Regions from separate parts of the Homo sapiens genome. Here region 1 is linked to region 2. A link is an interaction called in ENCODE POLR2A ChIA-PET data of the cell type or tissue named here. Cell type or tissue: PC-9. All regions are shown on one strand. Each heading gives the region's core, and the rest is flanking DNA. Links, peaks and the distances in the headings are about the cores only.

Region 1 (8,309 bases), core at 2,379-6,378, 410 kb before region 2:
CGCGATCTCAGCTCACCACAACCTCCACCTCCTGGGTTCAAGTGATTCTCCTGCCTCAGCCTCCTGAGTAGCTGGGATTACAGGCGCCCGCCACAATGCCCAGCTAATTTTGTATTTTTAGTAGAGACAGGGTTTCTCCATGTTGGTCAGGCTGGTCTCAAACTCCTGACCTCATTTGATCCGCCTGTCTCGGCCTCCCAGATTGCTGGGATTACAGGCGTAAGCCACTGCGCCAGGCCTGGAGTCTCTTTTATAAGGACACTAATCTCATTTATGTGGGGAGAGCCACCATGAGCTGATAACCTCCCAACACACCATCTCTTACTACTATCACTTCAGTATTAATGGTATTTCAGCATATGCATTTGGGGAGACACAAACATTCAGACTGAGACAGCCAAGTAAAAAGGGCTCCACAGAAAACCTCCAATCAGACTGGCACTGGAAGAATGGGGTGGGGCCTTGGGAAGTTTGCACCCTTTGCAGGGGGAGGAGTCTGGCCCCTCTTATTCCTGGGTGGCAACCTAGGATTCAGTCTGTGAGATGGGGGCTTGCTAACAGGAACCCCTCTCACTTGGCTGAGTCTTTTTCCTTTTCGCCCAATAAATTCCATAACCCCTCACCCTTCAAAGTGTCTGCAACCCTACTCTTTCCTGGATGTGTGACAAGAACCCAGTGTCTTCTACAAGAATATCACAACAGATTGAATATGAACATAAGATTTTTTATGCATAGTTCTTAGATCCAGGTTTACAAAATTCTATCATTCTCCTGCAAAACCTCCCTTTCTAAAGACTCTATCCTGAGTTAACTACCAAAAGCCAGCATCAGATCAAAACCGAGACAAACTAAATTAACTGACATTCCTTAGTTTTCTCTTCAGATTATCTTGTTTAATGAAATAAAATAATTATCATCCTTATCTCAAAATTGATCTGAAAATTTTAAGAATGGTTTGTGATTTTTATATCATGTCTTAAGAGTACTTATTAGTGTCTGAAGTATATAATTTTAGCAATTCTGTTTTAGTTTTTTCATTTCTTGATCAAAATGGATTTTAGCTGTTTTCACTTATGCTCATAATGCATCTATATGCCTTTTTACTTTTTAATATTCTAAGAACGTATTTGGTTTTGGTCTTTTGAGTTAAATTGCCTTTTTAATTTAACTTGCACAGACTTACATATCTATTATCTGTCTATAAATTGTTCTAGGGAAAAAGAAAACAAGGGAAGTCATTTTACCAATCATCCTTCCATGTCTCTTAAGAACTGAAAATGGATACATATTTTGGTTTTAACAGTCCTTCCCCAAAGACCAAAGAAAATACTACATTAGCATCCAATAGATCTGATGAATTTGATAGAGAGACTCTAAATTGGAATCTGTGAAATAAACCCCTGGAGTGTTTGACCCTTGAATATAACAGGACAGAACTGTGAAGCGTTCCTTTTGTGAGATTCAATATTCCCAGAGGCTATACTGATAATGGAGATGAATTTGGATTTTGAAGGAGGTTTTGGCAAAACAATTTTAGGCTGATTTATAAACTACTCAAGCAGTTAAATATAGTCAGAAGTTGACAGAGAGAAAAAAATGATTTTCCTCTAACTGGTGGCATCAATAAAGACCCTGTTTGAGGAAAGATGACTCATTTAAAAGAAGGCACCAATAACTTGTAAGTCAGTTGAGTTATCCTCTGGGGTAAGTGTGATATTTGCCTCTAACTTAGTGTGCTTCTTTGCAAATCTCTGCCCATGAGGAATTGGATGAAAAAATGGCAAGATGAGAGCATTATGGCATGAAAAAACCACACAGTTAGAAAATTATTCCATCGTGACTATGCCACACTGCAGCTATACAACCTGGCGCATCAGTGTTTCCTGCTCTGTAAAGTCAATGTGTTTGACTCAAGGATCTTGTGGATGCTGTGGCACCTCTATTATCAGAGTAAAAATGCTTCTCTTTATCTGCTTTTTAATAAGGCCTTTTTATACCATTTTCACTAACAGAAATGTCTCATGTTTTTAAAAGAACCCTTTGGACACAATGCTTAGGTCTAAATTCTTCCCAATAAAAGGAGAGCCTTCAGTTCCTCTATCTCCCTGAGATAATGATTAGAGGTTTGGGAAGCCTTTTAGGCAAAGGCTAGAGGGCCATCTATTTAGGGGCATCTATTAATATTTAGGAATATCAGCAGCCTATTGTGCTAGCAGTTTATTCTCTGCTCAAGGTGCAAACTACACTAGAAAATCTCGTAACTTCACTCCAGCTGTCAGATTACATCTGCCACAAACACTGTACCGTTTTTATCTAAAATGTTTCATACCCTCCAGACACTTTATGGAACTAGAAGCCAACTACATTTGCCAGACCAAATAGACAGCTTGGTGTTTCCAGCTGCAGATGAGAAGGCAGCCCAGATAATTTGCTGTTCCCTCTAATTTCTCAGGTGATACACAAAGAACACATATTTCCCCCTTTCTCCTGCCCATTTCACTTTCTATTAAGACTTTCTCACTTTCCCAGGTCTGGGGATCTTATGACATTTTCCCAGGACACCAAGATATAAAACCCCAACCAACATTGCTACTGCTAAAGTAAACTTTTGCCTGGCTTGCCAAGATTTTTGGCCAAGAAATGAGATTTCCTGAGGGTGGCATTCCTTCTGCACTACCAAAGTCTCCTTCTGAGACTTTTTGGTCAGCTTATGAAGCTTCTCAAGGCAAGTGTCTGGTTAGCATCTCCCTCCCTCCACTCTGGAAATCTTAAAGCTGAAAGAATGAATGAATGAATGGATGAATGAATGAATGAATGAGAAAGACAGAGAGAGAGAAGGAAGGAAGGAAGGAAGGAAGGAAGGAAGGAAGGAAGGAAGGAAGGAAGGAAGGAAAGAAAGAAAAGAAAAGAAAGAAGAGAGAAAGAGAGAAAGAAAGAAAGAGAGAAAGAGAGAGAGAGAGAGAGAGAGAAAGAGAGAGAGGAAGAGAAGAGAAGAAGTCCTCTTAAAAAATAGCCTGAGAAACTGGGCTATGTTGACTTTTTTTTTTTTTCTGTCAGTAGGAAATATTTATTCAACCTCACTGCTAAAAAAAAACCAAAACAAACAAACAAAAAAACCTAATAATTTCAGGAAAGCTGCTGTTTCTCGTGTTCTGATCTCCGAGCTCCCCCTTGTGCCCTGATGGGAAATTGATTCAAGAAAGAAATAAAGGTCAGCACATTTAAGCTGTAGTGTTCAAGCAGCTCCCTAAAGTAGTGGTCAGCACACTTCAGTGCGCATCACAACTCTAAATGAAGATTTATCAAACATGGCTGAAGGACTACACCCTTTAGACTGTCACATTTTAAATTAGCTTTTCATAAAACTAAAATTTGGAATACATTTTGAGAATCTGTCTCAGAAAAAAAAAAATCCAAAATGTGAGTTAAGAAAAAATCTGGTTCACAAATTTCAGTAGACATCAGAATTGCCTTGTGGTTTTTAAAAATGTTCCTATGCTCAGCATCTAAGATTCTATATTTTTAGGGAAGGCCCAGAAATTAATTTTTTAAATAGATACCCCAAGGTATTCTGCTGCAGGTCATCTTGATAAACCTGGCAAAGATAGTTTACTTCCCTAAGTGGCAGATTCCTGGAGGTCAAAGGAGAAACAAGTTTTCCTCTCCAAATAGGAAAAATTCAGTTTCTACATGCCATCGCTTAACTCCAGGAGACTATTTTCCTTATTACAATTAAAGCATCAGAACACACCTTACGAGAGTTAGAGTGATGTGTTTCCTAAAGGACAGACCTAATCTTCATTAACATCATCTACTTGAGTTAGAGGCCTGGAGGAGGCTTTGGAAGCTATTGAAGTAGACTCCCAGAGACTACAGGTTAATTGTTAGGTTCACAATATGGCCCCCAGATGTGCTGTAGTAAATAGAATAAGCACCTGAACTCAGAACTGTATGATGGCATATTAGAAAATGATGAAAGACACACTCTTTTATTGCTAGAATCTCTGACCACACCTTTCCTTGGAGGGTGGCTTGTTGCCTTGGTTCTAGCTTGGAGGCTGGCAGAGGGATCCTCTACCACAGGATGCCCTTTTATTATTATTAGGTACTACTCTTGTTGCATCCATCTCTCACCTTGAACAGGTAAAAAGAATAATTAAATCATAGGTCTATGAGAAGTGGAAACACGCAGTTGGTGAAAAGAGAATGTCAGTATGCCTTTATGCCCAAAAATAAGCCCAAAATACTGTGTTACCCCTGTAACTATTTTTAGGATACATAAGTAGTTGAAGCAATGCTTACACCACTGATTTCCAATCCTGATGTGACATAAGCAGGACAGGTTAAAATCTCCCAAGGGTTACTGTGAAACTATCAAAAACAAAATTAATATAATCATTTTCTCTTTAAAAATATATACTTTTGCTAATTTGATAGAGAAAAAAAATCTGCAAATCAAGCTATGATCCAAAGGTATCTTAACTCAGCAAAGATTAGAAATAAATAATCTGGCTGGGTGCAATGGGTCACACCTGTAATCCCAACCCAGCTTGGGAGGCTGAGAAGAGAGTCACTTGAGGCTAGGAGTTTGAGACCAGCTTGGGCAATGTAGGGAGATTCCCATCTCTACAAAAAATTTAAAAATAATAATAATTTTTAAAATAAAATATAAAGTAATAAATAATCTTCATGTTGAAAAATGAATATCTGAAAAATAAAACTGAGGAGGCATTCAAGTGTCACTCATGCTATTAAAGCAGTCTGTATTTAAGTTGACAATTCTGAGCCTACAAAATTGTTTTCTTGTTGTTTTCCCATCCAAAGCGAACTGCATTATTCAGATCTTCACTATAGAGGGCTATTGCCTTAATGCTAATTTGTGTTAAATGAAGCACATTATGTATTTTATAAGTCAGACTTACCTTGGTGATTCTGCCACCATTAATCAATAAACTGAAGAGCTAGAAATCGATAATATAAATTACCCTGGCCCCCATACCCTTCCAGAGAAAAAAGCTATGACTCAGAGGTTAGATTACTTAATCTTGATCACCCAGCTAGTTAATTGTTGATCTAGTACCATAATCAGGAAAGCTACTAATCCAGCTCTCAAGGAAATTCAGGCTAAACAATAAAATAAATACAGGGATACAAGCAATATAATTAATTTTATATTTCTTCAAGAGAATTAGACACTTAACACAAACAGGACAAGAATATGTCATACAAGAGGCTAGGAAGTCTTTAGATTGTACAAGGACCTATTTCTCTTAATACACACTCAGCACATTCCCTACAAAAAAAAAAAAAACCCTACAGATTGTTCTGTTTTCTTTCTGCTTTATGTTCATAGAGAATATGTTTTAAAATAGTAACATTCTGGAGAGTTTTTCTTCCTCATGGTAAACACAAATCATATGGAAATAAGGATACCTGGGGACTGAAATCACTCCTGCTCCAGATTTAGTAGGATTACACCTCATTTTCACAGCAGTTGATCGGCCATTAATACAAGATGTTGTTGCTGTAGAAGACCTATTGTAAGCCAAATAACATTTTTAAAAAACAGATATAATACAGATTACAAAGACAAAAATATGGGAATAATTGCTCTCAGACTTCATGAACAAATGAAAAAGAAAAATGTATTAAAGTTCACTAATTTGTAATTTTAATACAAATTCAGCTCATTTACTTTCATTGCCTATGAAAAGTTGACTACTTTCCCAGGTAAAGTGATATGTTATCATCAAAGTATTTAGTAAAGATATAATTTTAATAAAAATTATAATCAAAAATATTCTTAAGGGAACAAAGACCATGTCTACTTAGGCCAATGCTTTGATATATGAATTATAAATAATTATTGGCGAGACAATGAAATAGAGTCTCTTTACTGCCAATGTAAGTGAATACACACACACACACACACACACACACACACACACACGAGAAATTATACAAGGCTTTCAAAATATTCCATGTTTCCTACTTTTTACTATCCTTCATTTAAGAATCAGTTACTAATTATTAAGTATAAGCTACATTCTAGGAATGCTCAGGTGACATAGTTGATCTTCTCTGCCATAAGAACTCACATCTGGTATATGATTACATACCCATAATTATAAATATATGAGTATTGGTGTTCCATATATATAAGTTTCTTTTGGTTAAAATATAGTCAAGGGAAACAGCATCTTCACTTACTTATAAAAGAAATGCACATCTGGTATTTGGCTTGTTGGAACTGGGAACATATCTTCTTTTATATTAATATTTTTCAATGTGGTTTCAACTGTGACTCCTAGATGACATTTAAAAAGAAACTATTAAGCAATATGGAAAATTAGTTTTATTTGGTCTCCGTAGTTTTGAATAGAAAATAGCTTTAATGACTGTCATTTTACAATATTTACAGAAATGCTGTATTATATTAATGCATTCATGGTAAAAACAAGAAATTTTCCAAAGTCTCCAGAATGAAAGAGAAAAGATTCTACTCCCTAGTTTTGTAATTTTGCTTAAGTCTTTTCACTTCCCTGGGTCTTGTTGCCTGAATCTAATGCAAGCAGTAATTCGATAATCTACGAAGTTCGTTTCAGTTCTCTAACATCTCAAAAGTCTATTAAAATTTTCATTCTCCAGTGAATTTTATCGAATGAGTTAGGCTACTTTGCTAATACAGCTTTTTACTCATATTCAATATAGACATATTTGACAAAGCAAAAAATTTTGTGCCCTAATAATTTCCAGAAAATAACTCTGAAATTTGCTTAATCTAGTAAGCAGAAAACTAAGGCTTTTTTTCCCTGCCTCTTGTAAGCAAAATAACAGAGCCAAAACACAATAAGAGCAAACTTTGCTTCAGAGTTCCCAATCTGAGCAACCCCCACCCCAGTAACTGACCTTGGTGCTGAAAGTCAATGCTAAATTCCTCTGGAGTCTATACTATAAGCAATGTTCTCAAATCTGGCCACACATCCGAATCACCTATGAAGCTTGTTAAAACCACAGATTCCTAAGCCCCACTGTAGAGATCATAATAAATTTGATCCCTAAGAATCACCCATTAGAGAGCTAGATTCTTCTTGAAACTTATCTATGACCTCCAGGACTACAGAGACAAAAAGGGAACATGAGGAATCAAACTCAGCACCCTCACCTTTGCTGTTTGTCACCTGCTTCCTTTTGGTATGAGAAAAGGTGATGGAAACTGGTGGCATATAAATAATTTAGGTGTAGTTGTGTTTGTTTACTATTCCTATTTTGTTTTTAGTTTTGATTTTTAAAATTGGTTTGCCTCTTAAAGTTCTAGAAAGTCTGATGACAGGCATAGACCCTCAGAAAATGTCATACTTATATATGAATTAATACATAAATGCAGAAGCTTCTCAGAGACTAATCAATAGTCCCCACTAGTAGGAGCTTTTTAACCATCTTACAAAGTGACAATTTAAAATTACCTGTGGGGGCCTTAATCATCTATAGCAAACACCAATACAATGACAAGTTATTCATAGCATAATTTAAGAATAAATGTATGCATGCATATATGAACCAAAGGAAGCTTACCTATGAATGTATCTGCCAGAATGATGGATTGTGATGATAAGGCTGCTCGGAAACCCTTACTTTCAGAAGGAATAATTGTTGACTGGCATACAAATGCCCCTACCAAATTTGTGTAATCATCTGACCCTGCCACTATTTCTTTTACTGTAAAGTCTGTTATATTGTTGGTACAGAGAGCCATCTTCTTCCCCTAGGAAAATAAAGTCATAAAAGAAAGGTTTTATTGGATGTCAATCTCTAAACTTAATCTTGACTAGCTAGTGACCCTAGAAGAGCAGTGGCTCTCTCCTCACTGCAAGGATTCTGATTTAGTTGATCTGGTATGAGGCCTAGCCACCCATCAGTACTTTTTAAAAGCTCTCAAGGAAAGTCCAATATTCAACCAAACTTCAGAGTCTACAGTTATAACAAATACAGTAATTCAAGACTATACTGCTCTTCCCAGTACAAGCATCATTTGTGATAAATGAAAGTCATCAAACTTGAGAAAATAAAAGTAATCTATGAAATGTTCAATTCATAGAGTAACAATGCATGCAAAAAGACCAGAAAACTGCTGATGAAAGCTTCAGTGTCAAAGAAAAAGTGTTGGTCTTCCTTTTCCTTTATGACCCTATGTGTAGCAGAAAGGTAATGTGAAGGCTAAAGAAGAAAGCACAAAAGTCATACTGCAGCAAAATTCTAGAATAACACCTGAATTCTAAATAATTGGTCACTACAAGTGTCTTTATTAA
Region 2 (8,309 bases), core at 2,383-6,382:
GCTTGTTATGAAGAGCAATAGGTCTGGGGTGGGCCTGCTCTATATTCATCTAAAATATCCTCTTTGGCAGGACAATATGAAGAAATTCTGGTATTATTGGCTTGGGTTGACCCTGGGTCCAGTGAATTGTTAGGATCATGACAATTTCCATCCTTCCTTGTCATCATTCCTGGCAAGATGGGTGACAACTGTCCCTTTTATAAAAGGGGTCTCTCACTTATCTCCTCTGTAGTCATTCATTTTTAACTCTACTTATCATATATGGTCGCAAATAAGCTTTGAAGTTCATACAATTGAGAACTTAACGTTGAGTCAAGCTCTGCTGCTTTCAAGAGTCAGATGTACCTTGCCTGGAACCTCAATTCTCACTGGTTTTGTATGTAGATAGTCAGTGAGGCTAATGCTGTGTTTACACTGGTGTAAATGAATGCTGATTCTAATAATTTTATCAGTTTAGAAAACATAACTTGTATTGGCCAGGCGTGGTGGCTCATGCCTGTAATCCCAGCACTTTGGGAGGCTAAGGTGGGTGGATTGCCTGAGCTCAGGAGTTCGAGACCAGCCTGGGCAACACAGTGAAACCCCGTCTCTACTAATATACAAAAATTAGCCGGGCATGATGGTGGATGCCTATAGTCTCAGCTACTCGGGAGGCTGAGGCAGGAGAATTGCTTGAACCCGGGAGGTGGAGGTTGCAGTGAGCCAAGATTGTGCCACTGCATTGCAGTCTGGGTGATAGAGCAAGACTCCATCTCCAAAACAACAACAACAACAACATACCATGTATCTCACTATGCATCTTACTACAACCCGCCAGTAAGTATCATTATCCCTATTTCCCAGAAGAAGATGCTGAATTTAAATAAAGGATTCCAGATTTTCCATTACTCAACATTATTTTTCATTTAGAAGCTCATTTATAAGCACTTCTAAATGTCAGTTCTATAACTTAGATAGGTATCTGGTTTCTGAAAACGAAATTTTGGGTTGAAATGTTTCAGGGAATTTTTTGTTTTATTGGCTGAAAGTGTGGCTTTAAAAAGGCAAATCGGCACCTTTCTCACAATCATAATATTGCAATTATTTTACATATATATGCACACACGTGTACACATGTATGTACATGTATACACACATACACACACAAAATCTGTAGCAGTTCTGAAAATATAGAAAGGTTTTGTTAGTGGACCATATGGGGCAGTGAATCTGCAGAAGTTGGTTAAATTATTTCAGCAGGCTTCCCTCACTAGGCATAATGGACTCAATAAAAGGAAGCGTTGCTGCCACAGATATGAGTCCCCTGCCCAGCTGGAAGTGCCACCTACCCTTTTGCTGCAGGCCATTCACTCCACGGAAAGTCCACCTACTCCCCTTGCCTGCCCAGTAACTTCTTTCAGGATGGGCCTCAGTATCACTTTAGGTTCCACTGACCACCAAAACTCCCAGCTGCTATTATTTGCCAGTCTAGACTACTACATAGAAATCACCTGGGGATTTTGTGAAACTGAAGATTCTGATTCAGTAGTTCTGGGGTGAGGCCCTAGAGTCTAATAAGTTCCCAGGTGACATCAATACTACTTGTTCCTGGACCACAGTGAGTAGCAAGGGTCTGGACCAGCATTTTCTAAAATGGGTTTTTGACACTTTATAAATTTAACCATGACAACAAACATTCATAAATGGAAAGATTTATTCCTAAACACTCCCTCAAAATACAGCTATAAATTCTAGGAAGTCTTATGTCAGTATCAGTAACTATCTTTGAACACTATCCTTTATTCCCTGGACTTTCCTTTCCATGGCGCTCTTCTGATGAAAAGTTTCCAACTTCTTAAATAAGAGGATGAATCTAACTAAATTCTTTTTGTATTCTTAATACAATGTTTATGCTTATTTCCTGATTTGATATGGAGTTAGAGTGACTCATCCTGGAGTCCTTGGCATGACAGAACTCAAGTTTCATCTTGTGCTTTGATTGCCAAAGAGTTAGCTGCAGCACTTGTTTATAAGTAAATTGTATTTACTTTACTCACTAAGTAAAAATCCAAATAATAAGATCCTATTCATTCACCCTGGGGGCAGCAAGAGGCACAAAGCCTATCCTAGAGGACAGGATACTTTGGAAACTGGTGGATGGTTTTTAAAAAGAGGTACCTTTCTGCTCATGGCACCTATGGTTAATTAGAAAAGAAAGAAAAAATTGCAATGACACAAGTGAGGATGGCTTCTCTTCCACAACCTCTTCACATGCAGGGATGGCAAGCCCAGGCAGAGAGGAGCTCATTTAAATTCCTGACCTTCCTTGTGCTCTCTGAAGTACAAGGAAGCTGGAGTAGCTGCGAGTAGCTGCAAGCAGCAGCAGCCACAGCCTCTGGGTTGTTTCCTGACATTCTGGGACAGCTGACAAAGCTGTACATCAAAGGTAGGAGCAGAGACTTGGGGGCAGGCCAAATTAGACAGGAATTTTAGCTCTGTTGGATGATTTGGGGCAAGTTGCTCACTTTCCTAAACCTGTACAATGGGGATAATAGTATCATCTGCTAGGACTACTGAGAGGATTACATGTGATAATGTACATAAAAGATTCAGCAGTGCAAGGATGGGGAAGCTGCTGATTGTATTAATACTATCAAGTATTAATGAATGGTAGCTATTCTTTGTATTAGTATTCATACTATTAATCTCTGCTGGGAATGTCTCAACAGCCAGCAGCCAGCTAGCCCAGTCTTGGGGTCTCTCATTTACCTCCCTCTTCCCGCGCTATCAAGAAGCTTGGGTGGAGGTGGCCTGCCAGGTATTGAGATCTAAAGGGCAGGCTGGATTTAAGACCTCAGAGAACACAGCCACAATGAAAGGCAAGTGATGTGTCAGACAGGTCTCAGCAAGTTCAAAAACCAACACAAACATGAAGTCAAGTATGGAGCTGGTTTTTTCATTCAGAGGAGACTCACAGATGTGTTGGGGAAGCCTGGGCAGGGGTGAGCAGGGTGCCTCTGTAGTGCCCACTTATATTTGTAGATGTAATATGGGGGTGGCTAGTGCCATCCTCAGGTCCACAAATTATGCCTCCATCTCCTTGCTATCATTTTCTCAACATTGCTCATGGTTGCTGAGACTGAAGAGGTGACAATGAATCAAATCTGGGTTCAGATCATGTCTCTGCCCCTTTTTCAATTATGTGACTTTGGGGAATTTATCTCTTTGTTTCATTTGGTTTCATCAACTGTGAAATTAGGATTATTCACCTACACTTCAACGTTGTTCATAACTAGAATTGCAAGATTTTGACAACAAAACTATAGGACACATAGTTAAATCTGAATTTCAGATATAACCAACAAATTATTTTTAGTACAAATTTATTTTTTGGTTATTCTAGTTAGCAATTCCTCTAACCTTTTTTCAAGGTTCTTAGCTTTCTTGCATTGGGTTAGAACATGCTCCTTTAGCATGTTTTTTGCTTTTTATTGTTACTCACCTTCTGAAGCCTACTTCTGTCAATTCGTCCAATTTATTCTCCATCCAGTTTTTTCCTTGCTGGCGAGGTGTTGTGATCCTTTGGAGGAGAAGAGGCGTTCTGGTTTTTGGAATTTTCAGCCTTTTTGCACTGGTTTCTCCCCATCTTTGTGGATTTATCTACCTTTGGTCTTTGATGTTGGTGACCTTTGGATGGGGTTTCTGAGTGGATGTCCTTTTTGTTGATGTTGATGCTATTCCTTTCTGTTTGTTAGTTTTTCTTCTAACAGCCAGGCTCCTCTGCTACAGGTCTGCTGGAGTTTGCTGGAGGTCCACTCCAGACCCTGTTTGCTTGTATCACCAGCAGAGGCTGCACAACAGCAAAAAAATTGCTGCCTGTTTCTTCCTCTGGAAGCTTTATCCCAGAGTGGCATTCATCAGATGCCATCTGGAGCTCTCCTATATGAGGTGTCTGTTGGCCCCTGCTGTGAAGTGTCTCCCAGTCAGGAGACACGGGGTCAGGCATCCACTTGAGGAAGCAGTCTGACCCTTAGCAGAGGTGGAGCAATGTGCTGGGAGATCTGCTGCACAGAGCTAGCATGCAGGGACATTTAAATCTACTGAAGCTGTACCCACAGCTGCCCCTTCCCCCAGGTGCTCTGTCCTAGGGAGATGGGAGTTTGATCTATAAGCCCCTGACTGAGGCTGCTGCCTTGTTTTCAGAGATGCCCTGCCCAGACAGGAGGAATCTAGAGAGGCAGTCTGGCCACAGCGGCTTTGCCAAGCTGTGATGGGCTCCACCCAGTTCACATTTCCTGGCGGCTTTGTTTACACTGTGAGGAGAAAACCGCCTACTCAAGCTTCAGTAATGGTGGACGCTTCTCCTGCCACAAAGCTCCAACGTCCCAGGTCGACCCCAGACTGCTGTGCTCGCGGTGAGAATTTCAAGCCAGTGGGTCTTAGCTTGCTGGGCTCCATGGGGGTGGGATCTGCTTAGCTAGACCACTTGACTCCCTGGCTTCAGCCCCCTTTCCAGGGGAGTGAATGGTTCTGTCTTGCTGGTGTTCTAGGTGCCACTGGGGTATGAAAAAAACTCCTGCAGCTAGCAGGACCAGATGTATTCACAGCTGAATTCTACCAGAGGTACAAAGAGGAGCCGGTACTGTTCCTTCTGAAACTATTTCAAACAATAGAAAAAAAGGGACTCCTCCCTAATGCATTTTATGAGGCCAGCATCATCCTGATACCAAAACCTGGCAGAGACACAACAAAAAAAGAAAACTTCAAGCCAATGTCCCTGATAAATATTGATGCGAAAATCCTCAATAAAATACTGGCACACTAAATCCAGCAGCACATCAATATCTTATCCACCATGATCAAGTCGGCTTCATCCCTGGGATGAAAGGCTGGTTCAACATACACAAATCAATAAACGTAATCCATCACATAAACAGAACCAATGACAAAAACCACATGATTATCTCAATAGATGCAGAAAAGGCCTTCAATAAAATTCAACACCCCTTCACACTAAAAACTCTCAATAAACTAGGTATTGAGGGAACGTATCTCAAAATAGAAGAGCTATTTATGACAAACCCACAGCCAACATCATACTGAATGGGCAAAAGCTGGAAGCATTCCCTTTGAAAACCGCCACAAGATAAGGATGCCCTCTCTCACAACTGATATTCAATATAGTATTGAAAGTTCTGGCCAGGGCAATCAGGCAAGAGAAAGAAATAAAGGGTATTCAAATAGGAAAAGAGGAAGTCAAATTTTCTCTGTTTGCAGATGACATGATTGTATATTTACAAAACCCCATCGTCTCAGTCAAAAATCTCCTTAAGCTGATAAACAACTTCAGCAAAGTCTCAGGATACAAAATCAAAGTGCAAAAATCACAAGCATTCCTATACACAAATAATAGACCAACAGAGAGCCAAATCATGAGTGAACTCCCATTCACAATTGCTACAAAGAAAATAAAATAGCTAGGAATACAACTTTCAAGGGATGTGAAGGACCTATTCAAGCAGAACTACAAACCAGTGTTCAAGGAAATAAAAGAGGACACAAACAAATAGAAAAACATTCCATGCTCATGGATAGGAAGAATCAATATTGTGAAAATGGCCATACTGCCCAAAGCAATTTATAGATTCAGTGCTATATCCCCATCAAGCTACCTTGACTTTCTTCACAGAATTACAAAAAACTACTTTAAATTTCATATGGAACTGAAAAAGGGCCCACAGAGCCAAGACAATCCTAAGCAAAAAGAACAAAGCTGGAGGCATCATGCTACCTGACTGCAAACTATACTACAAGGCTACAGTAACCAACACAGCATGGTACTGGTACCAAAACAAATATATATATCAATAGAACAGAACAGAGGCCTCAGAAATAACACCACACATCTTCAACCATCTGATCTTTGACAAACTTGACAAAAACAAGCAATGGGGAAAGGATTCCCTATTTAATAAATTGTGCTGGGAAAACTGGCTAGTCATATTCAGAAAATTGAAACTGGACCTTTTCCTTACACCTTACATACAAATTAACTCAAGATGGATTAAAGAATTAAATATAAGACCTAAAACCATAAAAAACCCTAGGAGAAAACCTAGGCAATACCATTCAGGACATAGGCAGGGACAAAGACTTCATGACTAAAACACTAAAAGCAATGGCAACAAAAGCTAAAATTTACAAAAGAGATCTAATTAAACTAAAGAGCTTCTGCACAGCAAAAGAAGCTATCACCAGAGTGAATAGGCAACCTACAGAATGGAAGAAAATGTTTGCAATCTATTTATCTGACAAAGGGCTAATATCCAGAATCTACAAAGAACTTAAACAAATTTACAAGAAAAAAAAACCATCAAAAAATGGGTGAAGGATATGAACAGACGCTTCTCAAAATAAGACTTTTATGCAGCCAACAAACATATAAAAAGAAGCTCATCATCACTGGTCATTAGAGAAATGTAAATCAAAACCACAATGAGATATCATCTCACTCCAGTTAGAATGGCAATCATTAAAAAGTCAGGAAACAACAGATGCTGGAGAGGATATAGAGAAATAGGAATGCATTTACACTGTTGGTGGGAGTGTAAATTAGTTAATCCATTGTGGAAGACAGTGTGGCAATTCCTCAAGGATGTAGAACCAGAAATACCATTTGACCCAGCAATCCCATTACTGGGTTTATACGCAAAGGATTATAAATCATTCTACTCTAAAGACATATGCACATGTATGTTTATTGCAGCACTGTTTATAACAGCAAAGACTTGGAACCAACCCAAATGCCCATCAATGATAGACCGGATAAAGAAAATGTGGCACATATATACCATGGAATACTATGCAGCCATAAAAACAGATGAGTTCATGTCCTTTGCAGGGACATGGATGAAGTTGGAAACCATCATTCTCAGCAAACTAACACAGGAACAGAAAACCAAACACCTCATGTTCTCACTCATAAGTGGTTGTTGAACAATGAGAACACATGGATACAGGGAGGGGAACATCACACACTGGGGCCTGTTGGGGGATGGGGGGCTAGGGCAGGGATAGCATTAGGAGAAATACCTAATGTAGATGATGGGTTGATGGGTACAGCAAACCACCATGGCATGTGTATATCTATGTAACAAACCTGCACGTCCTGCACATGTACCCCAGAACTTAATGTATAATTTAAAAAAAGACGAGATGGGTAGATCACGAGGTCAGGAGATCAAGACCATCCTGGCTAACACAGTGAAACCCTCTCTCTACTGAAAAATACAAAAAATTAGCTGGGCATGGTGGCAGGCACCTGCAGTCCCAGCTACTCGGGAGTCTGAGGCAGGATAATGGCGTGAACCAAGGAGGTGGAGCTTGCAGTGATCCGAGATTGCACCACTGCACTCCAGCCTGGGCGGCAGAGTGAGACTCTGTCTCAAAATAAAAAAAAAGAAAAAAATTACCCAATCTGTTGATAGCTTTAACTTATAAAATGTCTTATTATTGAAAACATGGAGAATATGAAAATGTAGAAAGAAAGAAATCACACATGGTTTTACCACTCAGTAATCATCATTGTTAATATTCTGAAGTATGTTTTTTGAGGTGTTTTTTCATAAAGTGGTTTAATGGGGATACTTAAAAGTTGCTAGGTGGGGGTTCTCTGTGCATTTTCCCTTCAGTGGCATTTAAGAAAAGTGCTGCTGGCATTCCATCCACTCATTTTCATCTCTTCCATATCCTTCTTTCTTACTGCTTCTCTTGAAAAATTGCATTCTTTTCTTTATTTTTTTTTCTTTTTGCCTTTAAGGGATGTTACAGTCTTGCCAGTGCACCACAATGTAGCAATCTCTCATTTTGAGGTATCACCCAGAGCTCTTTGTCTCAGGACTAAGAAAATTAAGAAGCATGGACACAAAGGGTGAGGTTGGAGCAAAAGTTTAATAAAGTTTAATAAGCAAAGAAGAAAGCTCTCCACCACTGAGAAGGGGCCTGGAAGAGAGTTGCCATTTTTACAGTTGAATGCAAAAGCTTTTATAAAAGAGGATAGCTGGGCATTTCATCTGCATAAAGCATGAATTTCTGCTAGCTCCACCCTGTCCTCCTAGTGTACATGTGGGCCCTTAGCTTGAGGTACTCCAAATTGCTTTGTTCCCCAAAGTATGTGTGAGGGGGGCAGAACTTTGCTGAGCATGTCTGGACAAGTCACCTGTGAAGCCTTTCTTATCTGTGTGGCTGTGGCCATGTCTTAGGCAAGCCGCCCTGTGCAAGTTCCCTTATATGTGCCTTCAGGCTGTTCTTTTGTTTGAAAGAATTCAACC

Evidence for each region. Peaks named below come from ENCODE experiments on the same cell type or tissue, not always from the same donor. Only the 100,000 strongest peaks of a DNase experiment are listed, where the experiment ranks them.
Region 1: POLR2A ChIA-PET joins it to region 2 with 5 read pairs; 2 of 35 experiments call an interaction of 5 or more read pairs at or near these places.

Annotation. Positions count from the first base shown.
Region 1 is chr7:86,902,237-86,910,545 of GRCh38, forward strand. ELAPOR2 (endosome-lysosome associated apoptosis and autophagy regulator family member 2) reads right to left here. Exons shown (of 22, transcript NM_001142749.3): 16 at 7,576-7,765; 17 at 6,211-6,307; 18 at 5,434-5,535. Among named protein-coding and RNA genes, the nearest start is that of GRM3-AS1, 100 kb to the left of the region's middle. In PC-9, for the core only: CTCF peaks have their summits at 3,190 (motif pointing left) and 3,393; no DNase peak of the experiment used is centred there.
Region 2 is chr7:87,315,020-87,323,328 of GRCh38, forward strand. No RefSeq gene overlaps it. Among named protein-coding and RNA genes, the nearest start is that of TP53TG1, 26 kb to the right of the region's middle. In PC-9, for the core only: no CTCF peak of the experiment used is centred there; a DNase peak (open chromatin) is centred at 4,272; H3K4me3 peaks cover 772 bases; H3K27ac peaks cover 396 bases.